Regions from separate parts of the Homo sapiens genome. Here region 2 is linked to region 1. A link is a loop called in an ENCODE intact Hi-C map of the cell type or tissue named here. Cell type or tissue: PC-3. All regions are shown on one strand.

The links. Peaks named below come from ENCODE experiments on the same cell type or tissue, not always from the same donor. Only the 100,000 strongest peaks of a DNase experiment are listed, where the experiment ranks them.
Region 2: a loop joins it to region 1, with 21 times the contacts of the local background. A loop is called at or near these places in 3 of 110 quality-filtered maps.

Annotation. Positions count from the first base shown.
Region 1 is chr14:101,662,130-101,670,129 of GRCh38, reverse strand. All of the region lies in intron 1 of LINC02320 (long intergenic non-protein coding RNA 2320), which reads left to right. Among named protein-coding and RNA genes, the nearest start is that of LINC00239, 64 kb to the left of the region's middle. RefSeq lists an enhancer at 3,161-3,660. In PC-3, CTCF peaks have their summits at 3,359, 4,251 and 4,450 (motif pointing right); a DNase peak (open chromatin) is centred at 4,459; H3K27me3 peaks cover 445 bases.
Region 2 is chr14:101,238,705-101,246,704 of GRCh38, reverse strand. No RefSeq gene overlaps it. Among named protein-coding and RNA genes, the nearest start is that of LINC02285, 120 kb to the right of the region's middle. In PC-3, no CTCF peak of the experiment used is centred here; a DNase peak (open chromatin) is centred at 4,584.

The sequences.
Region 1 (8,000 bases):
CAATTTTGTCTTTTAACCTATATACTAACAATAATTTACACACCACCATTACAATGTTAGAGTATTCTGAATTTGACTGTGTACTACGTACTTTTACCACTGAGGTTTTTGCTTTTGTATGTTTTTGTGCTACTAATTAGCATACTTTTGTTCAGCTTGAAGAACTCCCTTTAGCATTTCTTGTAAGACAGGTCTGGTGGTGATAAACTCCCTCAACTTTAATTTGCCTGGGAAAGTCTTTATCTCTCTTTTATCTCTGAAGAATAGCTTTTCTGGGTAAAGTATTTTTGGTTGGAAGTTTTTTTTTTTCCCTTCAGCACTTTGAATATATCATCCCACTCTCTCCTGGTTTGTAAGGTTTCTGCTGAGAAATCCACTGTTAGCCTTACTGGAACTTCTTTACATGTGATTTGTTTCTTTTCTTTTGCAGCTTTTAGGATCCTTTCTTTGTCTTTGGTTTTTGACAAATTGATTATGTCTCAGGAGTAGTCTTGTTTTGATTGAATCAGATTGGAGATCTTTAACCTTCTTGTACCTGGATATTTATATTGCTCCCCAGGTTTGGAAGGTTTTCTGCTATTATTTCTTTAAATAAGTTTCCTTCCCCTTTATTTCTCTCTTCTTCTTGAACTTCTATAATGTGAACATTTGCTCTTTTGATACTCTCCCCAAAGTCCCATAAGTTTTCATCATTCTTTTTCACTCTTTTTTCTCCTCTGACTGTATATTTTCAAATAATCTGTCTTCAAGTTCACAGATTCTTTCTTCTGCTTGATCATTCTGTCACTGATGCTTTCTATTACATTTTAAAATTTCATTCATTGTATTCTTCTGTGCCAGAATTTCTGTTTGCTTTTTTTTAAAAAAAATTTCAATCTTTCTGTTACATTTCTCATTTTGGTTGCTTATTGTTCTTCTGATTTCACTGAATTACTTCTCTGTATTTTTTGAAGTTTGCTGAGCTTCCTTAAATTATTTTGAATTTTGAATTATTTGTCAGTTTTTTTTCATTTCTTTCTTTTTTTTTTTTTTTTAGATGGAGTCTTGCTCTGCGCCCAGGCTGGAGTGCAGTGGCTTTTTTTCATTTATTTGTGGTCAGTTTTGGGAGATTATTGTGTTCTTTTGTTGGTGATATATCTCCTTGGTTTTACATGTTTCTTGTTGCCTTTCATTGATGTCTGCATATTTGATGGAGTCACCTCTTGCAGACTTCACAGACTGATTTCACTATGGAAAGACCTTCCCCTACAGGGAGGTAGAAGGGTGCTTGCTGGTGGTGTGCAGTGGTTCTGTCACCAGTGAGAACGCAGCTGTGTAGTCTCTGTGTGGCTGTGTCTTATATTGACATATCTTTCTTTTCCTAGAATAAAAACTACTTGACCATAGTGTATGATTTTAATATATATTTGTTTTTTCCATCTATCATAAGAAATGAAAACTGTTCATTTATTTTTTGAAATAACTTAAGAAAGTTTTGATATTAAGGTGTGTTAGCATCATAAATTGAATTGAGGAAATTTCTAATTTTTTTCTATGGCTTGGAATACTTTGACTAACATAAAAATTATCCTTATTGGAATGTAATCTAAAACTAATTTGTAAAATCATTTCGGCCTAGAACACTTTTATAGGGGATGCCATCATTTAGATATTTTAAGCATTAAAATTAATTTGCACCTTAGCTTCTGGTAAACATGAAATGTAGGTAATTTAGCTCTTCTTTTGAAGACAGCCAGAAAAGCTAAATAAGAAATCTACTTGAAGGTATTAGGACATAATAAAATAGTGAAGAAATACTGGCCCCAAATTTGGCAGACGTGACAAACCATTTTGGGTTGCTTCTCCTCTCAGAAGAAACTGCCAATTCAGTGTGGGAGGTACTGAGAGGCTGAATGATGCTTTTTTGGAAAGTAATATATCTTTTATAGTCTGCTTTTGATATTTTCTCTTTTTCTTTAGTTTTCTGCAGTTCTACCATGCTATATCCAGGTATGCATTTCTTGTACTTTTTCTGCTCGGGTTTTTAAAGTTTCTTAAATCTGTGCTTGATCTCTTTCAACACTTTGGGTAAATTCTAGGGTGTTATCTCTTCCATTATAATTTGATTCCATTAACATGTATTGTTCAATTACCGTTTTGCCCCCTCACCCATGTATTTTCTTTACATATATGAAAAAGGTCGACATATGCCTCAGTCCTTCTTTATCTTCTCTTTCTTTTAGCAGCTTTTTTGGTTTTCCCCTATTCTTTTTGTTTTTGTCCTCAGTATGCCCCCAAATTCCCTATTTTATTCCATGCTTTATTCTGGATTCTGTCTCCCGGCCCATCTTTAGCCCAGTCTAACTCACTATTAAGCTAATCAATTAAGTTTGTAATTTCAGTTATTTTATTATTATTTAGTTATGGGATTTTTACTCTATTTTTGTCTTAGCCAGCGTTCCCTAGTGATTGGATTTCATTGAATTGTGTCCTCTACAAAAAGATATGTCAAAACCCCAACCCCCAGTGCCTCAGAATGTGACCTTATTTGGAAATTGGGTCTTTACAGAGGTAGTCCGTCAACATGAAGTTATTAGGGTGGACCATAATTCCATATGACTGGGGTCCTTCCTTATAAAAAGGGGAAATTTGGACATAGATAGACAGACATACAGGGAAGACGACAGGGAAACATGCAGGTGATAACGCCGCGTGAAGATTGAGGCAGAGATGGGAGGGATGCGGCCAGAAGCTGAGGAATGTTGGGGTCCGCCAGAAGCTGAAGAATGTTGGGATCCACCGGAAGCTGGAAGAGGCAGGAAGAATTCTCCCTAGACGCTGCAGAGGGAGCACAGCCTGGCTGACTTCTTGATTTTGCACTTCGGCTTCCAGAACTTTGGGACAATGAATTCCTGCTGTGTGAAGCCCTCCAGCTGTGGTGCATCCTCATGGCCTCCCTAGGTAACAGATTCCCCTGGAAGGCAGAGTGCGAAGCAAGGGCAGCGCTCCTGTTTGATTAGAGAGTGAAATCCAGGGGGCGCAGTGAGGAAGAAGGGGAGAGACACAGATACGGCAGAGACAGGGCTGCAGACAAGTGTGACTGATGACCACTTCTCAGAGACGTACTTTCTAAGAGGCTGTAAAACGGCCTGGTGTGGTGGCTTAGGCCTGTAATCCCAGCACTTTGGGAGGCCGAGGCGGGCGGATCACCTGAGGTCAGGAATTGGAGACCAGCCTGACCAATAAGGTGAAACCCCACCTCTACTGAAAAAAATACAAAAGTTAGCCGGAAGTGGTGGCGGGTGCCTGTGATCCCAGCTACTCAGGAGGCTGAGGCAGGAGAATCACTCAAACACGAGAGTTGGCTTGCATTGACCTGAGATGGCGCCATTGCACTCCAGCCTGGGCGACAGAGGGAGACCCTGTCAAAACAAAAAAAAAAAAGAGGCTGTAAAATGACAGACTCTCAGCACATTCTGTTTGGGAGGAGGAATGGGGAATAATTTATTTACCAGTCAGTGCCAAATCCCATTTATCAGGGGTTCACCCCGTGGAGCATGAATACCTCAGGTTACCGGATCGCACAGGCGTGGGTACTGAGCGAATCCTGGGGTGTTTCTCGCCTTGTTGGCAACAGGGAAGGCCCGAGGTAGGAGACAAGCGGCATCCACCGCAGGCTTAGGGTGAAATGCGCTGCCCACTCCCTGTGGAGTCAGGCGGTGCCCACACAGAACTGGTGACCAGCGGGGTGGTGGAAGCAAAACAGATGGCTGCTATGGACCGAATGTTTGTGTTCCTCCGACATTCACGTGTTGGAGCCCTAACCCTCAGTGGGAGGAAATTAGGCTCAGATGAGGTCATGAGGGTGGAGCCGCCATGATAGGATTAGACCCCTAATAAGACCAGAGCCCTGGCTCTCCACCATGTGCAGACACAGCAAGAAGCTGGCCATCTGCAAACCCCCAAGAAGACCCCCACCAGGAACTAAATCTGCCGACACTTTGACTTTGGGCTTCTCAGCCTCCAGAACTGTGCAAAATCTGTTATGTAAGCCACCCAGCCTGTGGAATTTTGCTATGGAACCCTGAGGTGGTCAACACACAGCCAAGGGCTCCAGAACAAGGCGACCAAAGAGTCTGCCCAGGTCTTAAGAGGCACTGGATGTAACTTTCTTTTTTCTTTCTTCTTCTTCTTCTTCTTTTTTTCTTTTTAACAGTTTTCAGATCTCTGCCAAAATTCTCAATCTTGTCTTTTTCCTCCATAAACAAAGAATGCATATTTATTTTGAGATCTGTGTATCATAATTCCGTTATCTGGGTGACTGTGGACCATTCTGTTTTGTTTGCCTACAGAGTCTGTCTTGTCTCCTTATGTGCTTATTGTGTGATAGGGCATTCATTGGCTTATTGTAGAAATACATCAAGATGTAGGAGATCTCCCTCCAGGTGTGAGATAAGTTGGCTCTGCCAGGCACCAGGGGGCACCAGAACTCTATGGTTGCCTTAATCCAGTTTTAGGAAGTGTGATGATTCAAAGGTGCACTTTACTTCTCCAACTCAAGAAGGCTAGAATGCTTCTGGGTTGCCCTTACACCAAGACCACTAGTCCCCACCCCAAGCAAGAGAGGTCCCAGAGCCTACCTTTGGTGGGTCCTGGACGCCCACCCCTTTTCCTTATGCTTATAGCTGATTTTCAACAGAAATAAAGGAAGTCAACAGCATTAGAACAATGTTTTTAGAGTGCTGCAAGAAAAATAGCTGCTAAACTGGGATTTTCTATGAAAAGAAAATATTCTTCAAGACTAAAGATAAAGATATCTTCATATAGATGTTTGGCATGAGAAGAACTACACTAAAGAGAATACTTCCAGAACCAATACAATTGGGTTTTACAAAAAAGAAAATATTAAAAGGTATCTTCAGGTCAAAGGATGAACCCAGGCAAGAGGTCAGAGATGCAGGAAGGCATGAAGTGCAACTAAAAGTGTCAATAGATAGGGAAATCTAAATGAATATTCAGCCGGGCACAGTGGCTCACTCCTGTAATCCCAGCAATTTGGGAGGCTGAGGCAGGTGGATCACCTGAGGACAGGAATTTGAGACCAGCCTGACCAACATGGTGAAACCCTGTCTCTACTAAAAATACAAAATTAGCCAGGCGTGGTGGCAAATGTCTGTAATCCCAGCTACTTGGGAGGCTGAGGCAGGAGAATCGCTTGAACCCATGTGGTGGAGGATGCAGTGAGCCAAGTTTGCACCATTGCACTCCAGTCTGGGCAACAAGAGTGAGACTCTGTCTCAATAAATAGATAAATAAGTAAATAAAAGAAAATAAATCAATATTCATAGCATAGGACAATGACATCTTGTTGGGTTAAAAATATGAATAGAATGAAAATGTGTGGCAACTTGGCCTATAATTTGTGAGAGAATAGATGGAGTTAAAATATTGTAAGATTTTTGCATTCTCATAAAATTATCATTTATTATTAGACATAATAAGTCCAGAAGCATGTTATAATCAACCTCTAAGGCAACTATTAAAAGAATAATACAAGATTGCATAACTTTCAAGCTCATAGAATAAAAAAATGGAAAAATAAATGCCAGTCGCATTGGCTTACACCTATAACTCCAGCACCTTGCGAGGCCAAGACAGGAGGACTGCTTGAGGCAAGGAGTTCCAGACCAGCTTGGGCAACATAGTGAGATCCTGTCTCTACAAAAAATTTTTTAAAAATTAGCTGGGTGTAGTGGCCTAAGCCTGTAGTTCTAGCTACTTGGGAGGCTGAGATAGGAGGGTCGCTTGAGCCCAGGAGTTAGATACAGTGAGACATCTTTATGCCACTGCATTCCTGCTTGGGTAACAGAGTGAAATCCCATCTCAAAACAGACAAACAAAAATGGAATAAAAAAATAATTCATTCAAAAGTAGATAGTCAAAGAGAAAAAGGCATATAGGTCAAGTGAAAGACTGTAAAGAATTATTAAACCCAAATATGTCAGTAATTACTAATATATTTTAAACCAAATATATCAATAATCACGTTAAATAAGAATAGCCAGGGACTACTAATAAACATCGAAAAACAGGAATCAGATATATCCTACCACCTGAATCATCCAAAGAATGGACAAAATATATGAAATGATGAGAGAATCAGGCACCAAAGGATAGTCATGTTTGAGACATGAGAAATAAATGGGGCAAACCCTATTATTACCCCAGCTTGCTGCCTTGGGAGTTTCTTAGGTGGAGCTTGGTGGACTCTCTGAGTTGAGGAGATGGAGCTGAGAGTCTGAGGAAGGCGAGGTGCTTCCTAGTGTTAGCAGGACAGAGGACCTAAGAGGAGAGAGCTGCATAGAGACAGAACTCCAGAGATCTGAGCAGGGTATCCCTTGAGTATTTAGCTGGGTGTTGATCAGTGCATGCATGTGAGAGGACTATCAGAGGCTGGGGAAAGAACCACCCAAAGGATTAGAGATAATAGTACTTAGTGCTCACACTGGGCTGGGAATAGTGCCATTTCCAAATAGCTATACTGGACAGCCTTAAGTATTCATTGGGCATTGATAGAGCACACAGAAAGATTTTGCCTCAGGAGTGGGAAGTAATTAGACCCAGACTGTGCAATGCTCTAGTCTATCTAACAAGTCTTAAAAGGAAGACCCAAAAGGATCACAATATTTCTGAGGACCTCAACAGCATCCTAAAACAAAGTTGAAGGCTCTTTATAGGACTGAGAAAATATCCAGCACTTAATCAGATAAAATTTGCAATGTTTGTCATCTAAGCAAAAATTAACAGGCATGCAAAAGAGCAGAAAAATACAACCTATAATGAGGAGAGAAATTAATTAAATCCAAGCCAGAACTGACAATGAATTCAGCAGCATATTAAAAAGATTATACATCATGACCAAGTGGGATTTATTCCTAGAATGCAAGGATGCTTTAACATATGAAAATTGATCAATATAATACACAACATTAACAGAATGAAGGGAAAAACCCAACCTGGTCATCTCAATTGGTCCAGAAAAAGCACCGGACAAAATTCAACATGCTTTCATGACAAAAACATAAAAAACTAGGAATAGAAGGAAATTACCTCAACATAATAAAATCCATATACAAAAAAACTCACAGTGAATGTCATACTCAATAGTGAAAGACTAAAAGCTTTTTATCTAAGATCTGGAATAAGGTTAAGATGCTCATTTTGTCATTTCTGTTCAATGTAGTTACTGGAAGTCCTAGCCAGAGAAATTAAGCAAGAAAAACAAGTAAGACAATTTAAATTAGAAAAGAAGTAAAATGATCTGCTTCAATATGATATGGTCTTATAGGTAGAAAATCATAAAGATTCCACCAAAAAACCTTTTAGAACTAATAAACCCAGCAAAGAACAGGATACAAAGTCAATAAGCAAAAATCAGTTGCATTTCTATACACTAACATTGAATAATCCAAAAAGAAAATTAAGAAAATAATTCCATTTGTAATAGCATTGAAAAAAATAAAATACTTAAGAATTAACTTAACCAAAGAAGTGAAAGACTTGTACAATGAAAACTACAAAATATTGCTGAAAGAAATTAAAGACATAAATAAATAAAAGCACATCCCGTGTTCACGACTGGAAGAATTAATATTGTTAAGATGTCAATACTACTCAAAATAATCTACAGATTAAATGCAATCTTGATTAAAATCCCAATTATGTTTTTGCAGAAGTAGAAAAAACCCATCCTAAAATTTGTATGGAATCTCAAGGGACCCCAACAGCTAAAACAATACTGAAAACAAAAAGCAATACTGAAAACAAAGCTGGAGCACTCCTGATTTCACTTCTTGTTTTCAAAACTTATTACAAAGCTACAGTAATCAAAACACTTTAGTCTGGCATAAAGAAAAACATAAAGACCAATGAAATAGAATACAGAGCCTAGGAAGAGACCCTTGCATATATGGTCAAATTAGATTCAGCAAGGGTGTCAGACCACTCAGTAGAGAAAAGGC
Region 2 (8,000 bases), 420 kb after region 1:
CATCCTATCTAAACCTCGCATCCTATCTAAACCACACATCCTACCTAAACAACGCATCCTATCTAAACCTCCCATCCTGTCTAAACCTCGCATCCTATCTAAACCTCGCATCCTATCTAAACCACGCATCCTACCAAAACCTCGCATTCTATCTAAACCTCGCATTCTGTCTAAACGACGCATCCTGTCTAAACCTCGAATCCTATCTAAACCTCCCATCCTGTCTAAACCTCGCATCCTATCTAAACCAGGCATCCTATCTAAACCTCGCATCCTATCTAAACGACGCATCCTACCTAAACAACGCATCCTATCTAAACCTCGCATCCTATCTAAACCTCGCATCCTATCTAAACCTCGCATCCTACCAAAACCTCGCATTCTATCTAAACCTCGCATTCTGTCTAAACGACGCATCCTGTCTAAACCTCGCATCCTATCTAAACCTCGCATCCTATCTAAACCACGCATCCTACCTAAACCTCGCATTCTATCTAAACCACGCATCCTATCTAAACCTCGCATCCTATCTAAACCAGGCATCCTATCTAAACCACGCATCCTACCAAAACCTCGCATCCTACCTAAACCTCGCATCCTATCTAAACCTCGCATCCTATCTAAACCTCGCATCCTACCAAAACCTCGCATTCTATCTAAACCTCGCATTCTGTCTAAACGACGCATCCTGTCTAAACCTCGCATCCTATCTAAACCTCGCATCCTATCTAAACCTCGCATCCTATCTAAACCATGCATCCTACCAAAACCTCGCATCCTACCTAAACCTCGCATTCTGTCTAAACGACGCATCCTGTCTAAACCTCGCATCCTATCTAAACCATGCATCCTATCTAAACCTCGCATCCTATCTAAACCTCGCATCCTATCTAAACCTCGCATCCTATCTAAACCACGCATCCTACCTAAACCTCGCATCCTACCTAAACAACGCATCCTATCTAAACCTCGCATCCTATCTAAACCTCGCATCCTATCTAAACCTCGCATCCTATCTAAACCACGCATCCTACCTAAACAACGCATCCTATCTAAACCTCCCATCCTGTCTAAACCTCGCATCCTATCTAAACCTCGCATCCTACCTAAACCTCGCATTCTATCTAAACCTCGCATTCTGTCTAAACGACGCATCCTGTCTAAACCTCGCATCCTATCTAAACCTCGCATTCTATCTAAACCACGCATCCTATCTAAACCACGCATCCTACCAAAACCTCGCATCCTACCTAAACCTCGCATTCTATCTAAACCACGCATCCTATCTAAACCTCGCATCCTATCTAAACCTCGCATCCTACCTAAACCTCGCATTCTGTCTAAACGACGCATCCTGTCTAAACCTCGCATCCTATCTAAACCACGCATCCTATCTAAACCACGCATCCTATCTAAACCACGCATCCTACCAAAACCTCGCATCCTACCTAAACCTCGCATCCTATCTAAACCATGCATCCTATCTAAACCTCGCATCCTATCTAAACCTCGCATCCTATCTAAACCTCGCATCCTACCTAAACCTCGCATCCTATCTAAACCTCGCATCCTATCTAAACCTCACATTCTATCTAAACCTCAAGTCCTATCTAAATTTCACGTCCTATGCAAACCTCACATCCTATCTAAAAATTCACTAAGATAGATCAGAGATTTCAATGTAAAACTACACAACTTTGTTTAAAACATAGGAGAAAAGCTTTGCAAACTGAGGGCTTGGTGGAGAGTTCTTAGACATGATACCAAAAGCACAATCCATAAAATAAAAAATCAGACATTGGACTCCATCGACATTAAGAACACTTGCACTGTGAAGTTCCCTGTTCAGAGGATGAAAAGGCAAGTCAGACTTGGAGGAAATATCTGAAAAGCATATATCTGACAAAGGACTCATAGCTAGAAAAATAACAAATTCTCAAAACTCAAAGGTATAAAACAAACAATCCAATTAGAAAATGGGCAAAAAGCATGCATAGACATTTCTCTAAAGAGAACATACGGATGGCAAATAGGCTCACAAAAAATGGGCGACAGCATTAGCCGTTAGGGAAACGCAAATTAAAATCATGAGAGTTATCAATATATGCCTATTAGAATGGCTAAAAGAAAATAAAAACTAGTGACAACCATGAGAAAATCATCAAATGTCCTCAATTTGAGAGACATTCTACAGAATACCTGACTAGTATTCCTCAAAAAACAAAACATAACAATAAACACAGTCATAACACCAAATGCCGGTGAGGATGGTGAGAAACTGGGTCTCTCATATATGGCCAGTGGGAGTGTCAGATGGCAGAGCCACTCTGGGAAAATTTGGCAGTTTCTTTAGAAACTAGGCATAGCCTTACCTTGTGACCCAGCAATTACATTCCTGGGAATTATTCCCAGAGAAACGAAAACTTTCCTTCACACCAAAACCTGTGCACAATGTTCACAGTGGCTTCATTTGCAACAGCCCAAAGCCAGAAACCGGAAGGCCCTTCGGCAGGTGCACAGTTAAACCGTGGTGCATCCGCGCTGGGGAATACTGGTCAGCTCCCGCAAGGAACCAACTGGGAACAAGCCCAGCGTGGATGGACCTTGGGGCCCGTCTCCAGAAGCTGTGTGTCACAGCCTCAAAATGACAAAATTACAGAGATGGAGACAGACTGTTGTTTACCAGGGGATGGGGATGGGGTTGGGGAGAAGAAGGGCATGGATGTGACATAAAGGGGTTGCAAGAGGGATCCTTGTGGTGATGGAACTGATTGTGCTTTCCTAAATGTACCCATGTGAGAAAATTGCATAGAACAAAATATATACACATACACACATGCACATGACGAACACATGTGCTGTGGACCGAATGTTTGCGTTCTTCCAAAATTCGTGTTGAAGCCCTAACCCCCCAAGGCATGGTATTAGGAGGTGGGGCCTTTGGGCGGTGATGAGGTCTTGTGGGTGGGGCCCTCATGATGAGATTAGTGAGAAGAGACTTAAGAAGAGATGGTCTCTCTCCAGCGTGCCGGGACTCAGCGAGAGGGCAGGGACTGAGTCTGCCAGCCCTGTGATCTCGGACTCCCCAGCTTCCGTATCTATGAGAAATAAATGTCTATGATCTGTAGTATTTGTTACAGAAACCCCCACTGACTAGGACAGCTTGTAAAACTGGTGAAATCTGAATAAGATCTGTGGATTCCACCGAGGTCAGTTTCCTGATTTTGATATTGAACTATAGTTATGCAAGATGCTACTTTTGGGGGAAACTGGGTGAAGAGTGCATGGGACTTCTGTGTACTATTTTTGCAACTTCCTGTGAATTTATAATTATTCCCCCCACCCCAACCCCCCAAAAAAAGAAGGAGAAAGAAGTAAGGGAGAGTGCGGATGCCTGGAGGGTGCACAGCGTGGGCGAGGGCCAGGCATAGCAGAAACATGGAAAGCAGCAGAAATATGCAGAGGGCAGGTTGCTTCCAACATCCTAGGCAAACCTGCCAGGCCAGACGTCTGGGGAGGTTAACTCAGGTAAGGAGGAAAGGGTGGGCCCCCAGGAATGGTGCCTGCTGGGAACAGGATGTGACCTCTCAGCCCCAGCAGAGAGAGCCCTCTGCCCACAGAGGTGTGTGCCCAGGCAAGCAGGGGGCACACGGGGACTTGTGTCCCCCACCCCGCCGCTGGGGAAAACCAGCTCTGCGGGAGCCAAAACTTGATTCCATTTGGAGCTCTGGGTAGTGCTTTTCAACAATAACCTTTTCCATCAGGGGAGGGTCTTCTGGGGCTTCTCGGAGCCACAGTCACAGCCTGGGCTTCCCAGCAGAAAGAAGTAACTAAACGATCTTGCTTTGCACACTAGGAGCTGCTGCACCCACTCTTCCCAAGTTACATGAGGACACAATTTATCTTTAGCCCGAAGCCACCTGCTTGGTAATCTGTTTCTGTGTACCCAATTGATCCCACCATCCTTACATTAGCTGGAAAAGCGGCTGACTTTATTTAAAGCAATCAGCTTGCACAGATACCCTGGACGGGGTGGTCCCAGGGTGCCCGTCTGGGCGGCCGCCGTTGGGTGACCCTGCCCTTCTTTGAATGGTGGAGCCGTCTGCTCCAACCCAGGCTAAGGAGGGACTCATGCCTTGTGAAGGTAACACTCCAACCCCAGCGAGAGGGTTTCATGCAGATTGTCGGTGGAGATTTTCCCCTCGCTGGTCACTGAAGCTATACTTCATTTTAACGTTTTGGTCCTTCTTCCAGGCAAATGATTAAATTGGTTAATAAAAAGTCTGGAAGCGTTTGTACCCAACACTGCTCGATGCTGGATAAATTGTGAAGTATATTGTTTTAATGATGTCTTAATAACTCTGAGGTTTGACCCTAAAGGAGAAGAGCTGCCTGTGCCCCGCATTCACTGGGTCATCTCAGATGCTTCTCCCCTTGTTTCTCCCATGACTGAGCAGCCACGCATCTGGACAGGTATCCAGAACACTCCCTCCCCTCCCTTCCCCTCCCCTCTCCTCTGTCTCTCCTTCTCTCCTTCTCCCTACAGGGTGACTGTGCATGTCGGCTGCCCCTCTGATTCTTCCATGGTCAGGATCTGTTGTGAGATACATTCACATAGAGGCTGAATTTAAATGATAAACAAATGTGAGTCATGACCCAACAATGTGCAAGTGGGCAGGCCACAGGAAGCCAGGGAGTGAGGGGCTTGGTCAGCCTCCTTTAGAAGGTGGCCCTGCAAAGATGCAGCCTCCGAGAAGGTGGCAGGGGCTGGCTCTTGGCAGGCCACCTACTGGGCTCTACAACCCACCGTGCGGAGGCCGTGTTTCCCCGCTTTGCAGATGTGATGTGAGGCACAGAGGGTCTGACCTCAGCAGGGGCGTTGGACGTGCAGGCGTGTGCACCTTCTGCTGAGCCCCAAAGACTCCCGGGCCCCTCCTTGCAGTTAGGACAGGACTCGCCAAATGCCTCCAGCAAAAGGTGCACATAGCTTCACTGCCTTTTTTTTTTTTTTGTATTGTGGTAACAACACATCACCTAAAATTTGCCATTTTAAAGCGTACACATCAGTAGCATTAAATATATTAACATTGTTGGCTCACCATCACCACCATCTGGTTCCAAAACTTTTTCATCACCCCAGATGAAAACCCTGAACCCATGAGCAATCACTCTCCATCTCCCTGCTCCTCCCAGCCCCTGGTAACTACTAAGCTGTCTTCTGTCTCTATGGGTCTGCCTACTCTGGACATTTCATATAAATGGAATCACACAATATGTGGTCTTTTGTGTCTGGTTTCTCTCACTTTGCATAATGTTGTCAAGGTTCCTCCATGTTGAAACCTGTATTGCATCATTCCTTTTTTATGGCTGAGTAATATTCCATTGTGTGCACACAGCACGTTTTGTTTATCCATTCATCTGTAGAGGAGATGGAGCATCTGGGTGCCTCAAGGGGTCAGTTCATCTCCAGAGGCATCTCTGAGTGGGACCTGCAGGAAGCGGGGACTTAGCATGACATTCACAGCTGCATCCCCAGTGCCTAGAACAGTACCTGGCACAGAGTAGGTGCTCAGGAAATATTTGCTGAATAATGAACAAATGAAAGAATACTTGGGTATGGTTGCCAGGAGTGACAGTGACAGCATTTTTGCTCTGATCTTCTAGAGGGAAGAGAGGGAACCCAGCTGCTACGACCACCATCTGTAGCCAACTTTTGGGAGAAAAAGCCAGTCTAGGGCTCTGGGTGCCAATCACTAGATGGGGAGTCAGGAAACTGGCCACAGGGTCGTGGCTTCACCGCACATGGGCTCTGTTACTTAGAAAGCTGAATGAGTTTCCAGTCACTGTCACAACAAATTACCACACACCCAGTGGCCCACAACAACACATGTGTATCACCTTGCTGTTCTCGAGGTCAGAAGTCTGATCCGAGTCCCAGGGGATAAAATGAAGGCACCCACAGGGCTGTGTTCCTTCTAGGGTTCTAGGGGCAGCATCTGTTTCCTTGACTTTTCCAATTTCTAGACCCATCTGAATTCCTTGGCTTATAGCCCCATCCTCCGTCTTCAAAGCCAGCCATGCAGCAGGACCTCCAATTCTCTTCCAACCCATCATCAGGTCTGTTCCTGACACAGCTGGGAAAGGTTCTCCGCTTACATGGACTCAGTGATTAGATGGTTGAGACTGCTTGGCTAACCCAGGATACTCTCCCAGCTCAAAATCCTGAATGTAATCACCTCTGGAAAGTCCCTTTTGCCATGTAAGGTGACATATTCGCAGATTCTTGGGATTGGGACACGGATGCCTTGATGGGGGGACATTATTCTGTCAGCCACAGAAGCCCCTTGGCCTGAGACTTACTTTCCCCATATGAGAAGGCAGGCCAGATAATTTCCAAGGTCCTTCCCAGCTCTTGGAGTCAGGTCATTGGAGCAGGAAGGAACAACGGCTCTGACATATCAATGGATCATCATTGAAGCAGGTGCCTTGGAGCAAGGCCCTGTCTGGCCAAATGCTTGATTTGACCTTTCCACCCATGCTTTTTCCGACTCCTCATGGTGGCCTCTGAGAGCTCTGTCCTCCTCTATTGAGGTGAGAGACACAAGCGTCAGGGAGGCCGAGTGGCAGTCCCTGGGTGGCGTGGGGACCTAGAGCCCCACTGTGTCTGTCAGACACAGAAGCAGATGGAGTGCTCTGCTGTTTGCACAGGTGATTTGTGTAAAATGCAACCACTTTAGAGCATTTTTTAAAAAAACCTATGAATTTTGCATATTTGAAATTGGTCCTTTTAGGAAACTGGAATATATACTCAATTTAGTCATTAATGTAAAAGGTTTCTGAAATGGACTTTCTCAGCAAAAATGTGGGGAGGGGGTGTTGTGGAGAATATCCGCTGATGTGACTGTAATGGTTGAGCTATTTGCCTTCTTTAAGTCTTTTTCTCAGGAGGAGCGAGCTGCAGAAAGAGAAACTGCAGAATGATGTGCAACATCTGGAGATTCTAGAGGTGAAACATCTGTATCTGTGGGCTGGCTGGCCCCTGGTCCCTAAATCCACGTGTTCTTTCTGAAGCTGGCTCCGCAGATGCCAGCAAGCAGCTGAGAAGACACGCAGTGTGCGGCTTCTCAAAATCCAAGATGGGACCGAGATATTCTCCCGGGGAGATGCACAAGCTCCCAACACCAAGCCCCCCAAAGCTTTCATCTTTACCATGTCCTTCCCTCCACTTAGGCTCCTCTGTGGATCTTACCATCTTGCCCCGAAAGACTTAACACTGCTGGGGGAGGATGGTCAGCACAAACACTACCCTTTGCTTGGAAGTGTGCCCTTTCAATAGTTCAAAGGGTATCTTTCAAGGGGCCGAGCTCTCAGAGTACAAGGCAGGGCCATGCACACACTGCGGTGGCCCCAGTTGTTTGCATAACACCTGCGGCAAGAGCTCTGCAGGTCGGCACCCACCGAGGGAGAATTGCAGCTGACCCTGAACCTGGGCCAGCAGCGCCTGGCAGAAGGGCTGAGGTCACAGACACTGCCTTCTTCCTGATAAGTTTCTGAGAAACACAGGTATGTGATGGGATGAGTCTGCAGCAGGCTGGGCTTCCTGGTACAGCCAACAGGATGGAGCTGTCCCGCTCTCATCGTCAGAGGAGCTTCGTAGGTGCTGCTTGTTGAGATCATGGTGGTTTGATCCACAGGAAGGATGCAATGCATCTATTTGTACGAGTGTGTCTTCATTCATCCCTTTGTTCATTCAAGAAATATGCGGGGACCTTCCTGCCTGCTCCAGGGAATAAAAAATAAATGCGAAAATCTTCCTGCCCTCCTGGAACTCACAGTCTAAGGAAAGAGACATACTGGCAGGCCACCTGTTACAATGTAGCCCCTTTGTTTATTGATGGATTCATTCATTCATCAAGTACCTCTTGCAAGCTGTTTATGTGGTAGGTACCTGGGTGCTCACCAGGGATGAGTCCACAAGAAGCAGTTAGTTAAAATGTCAG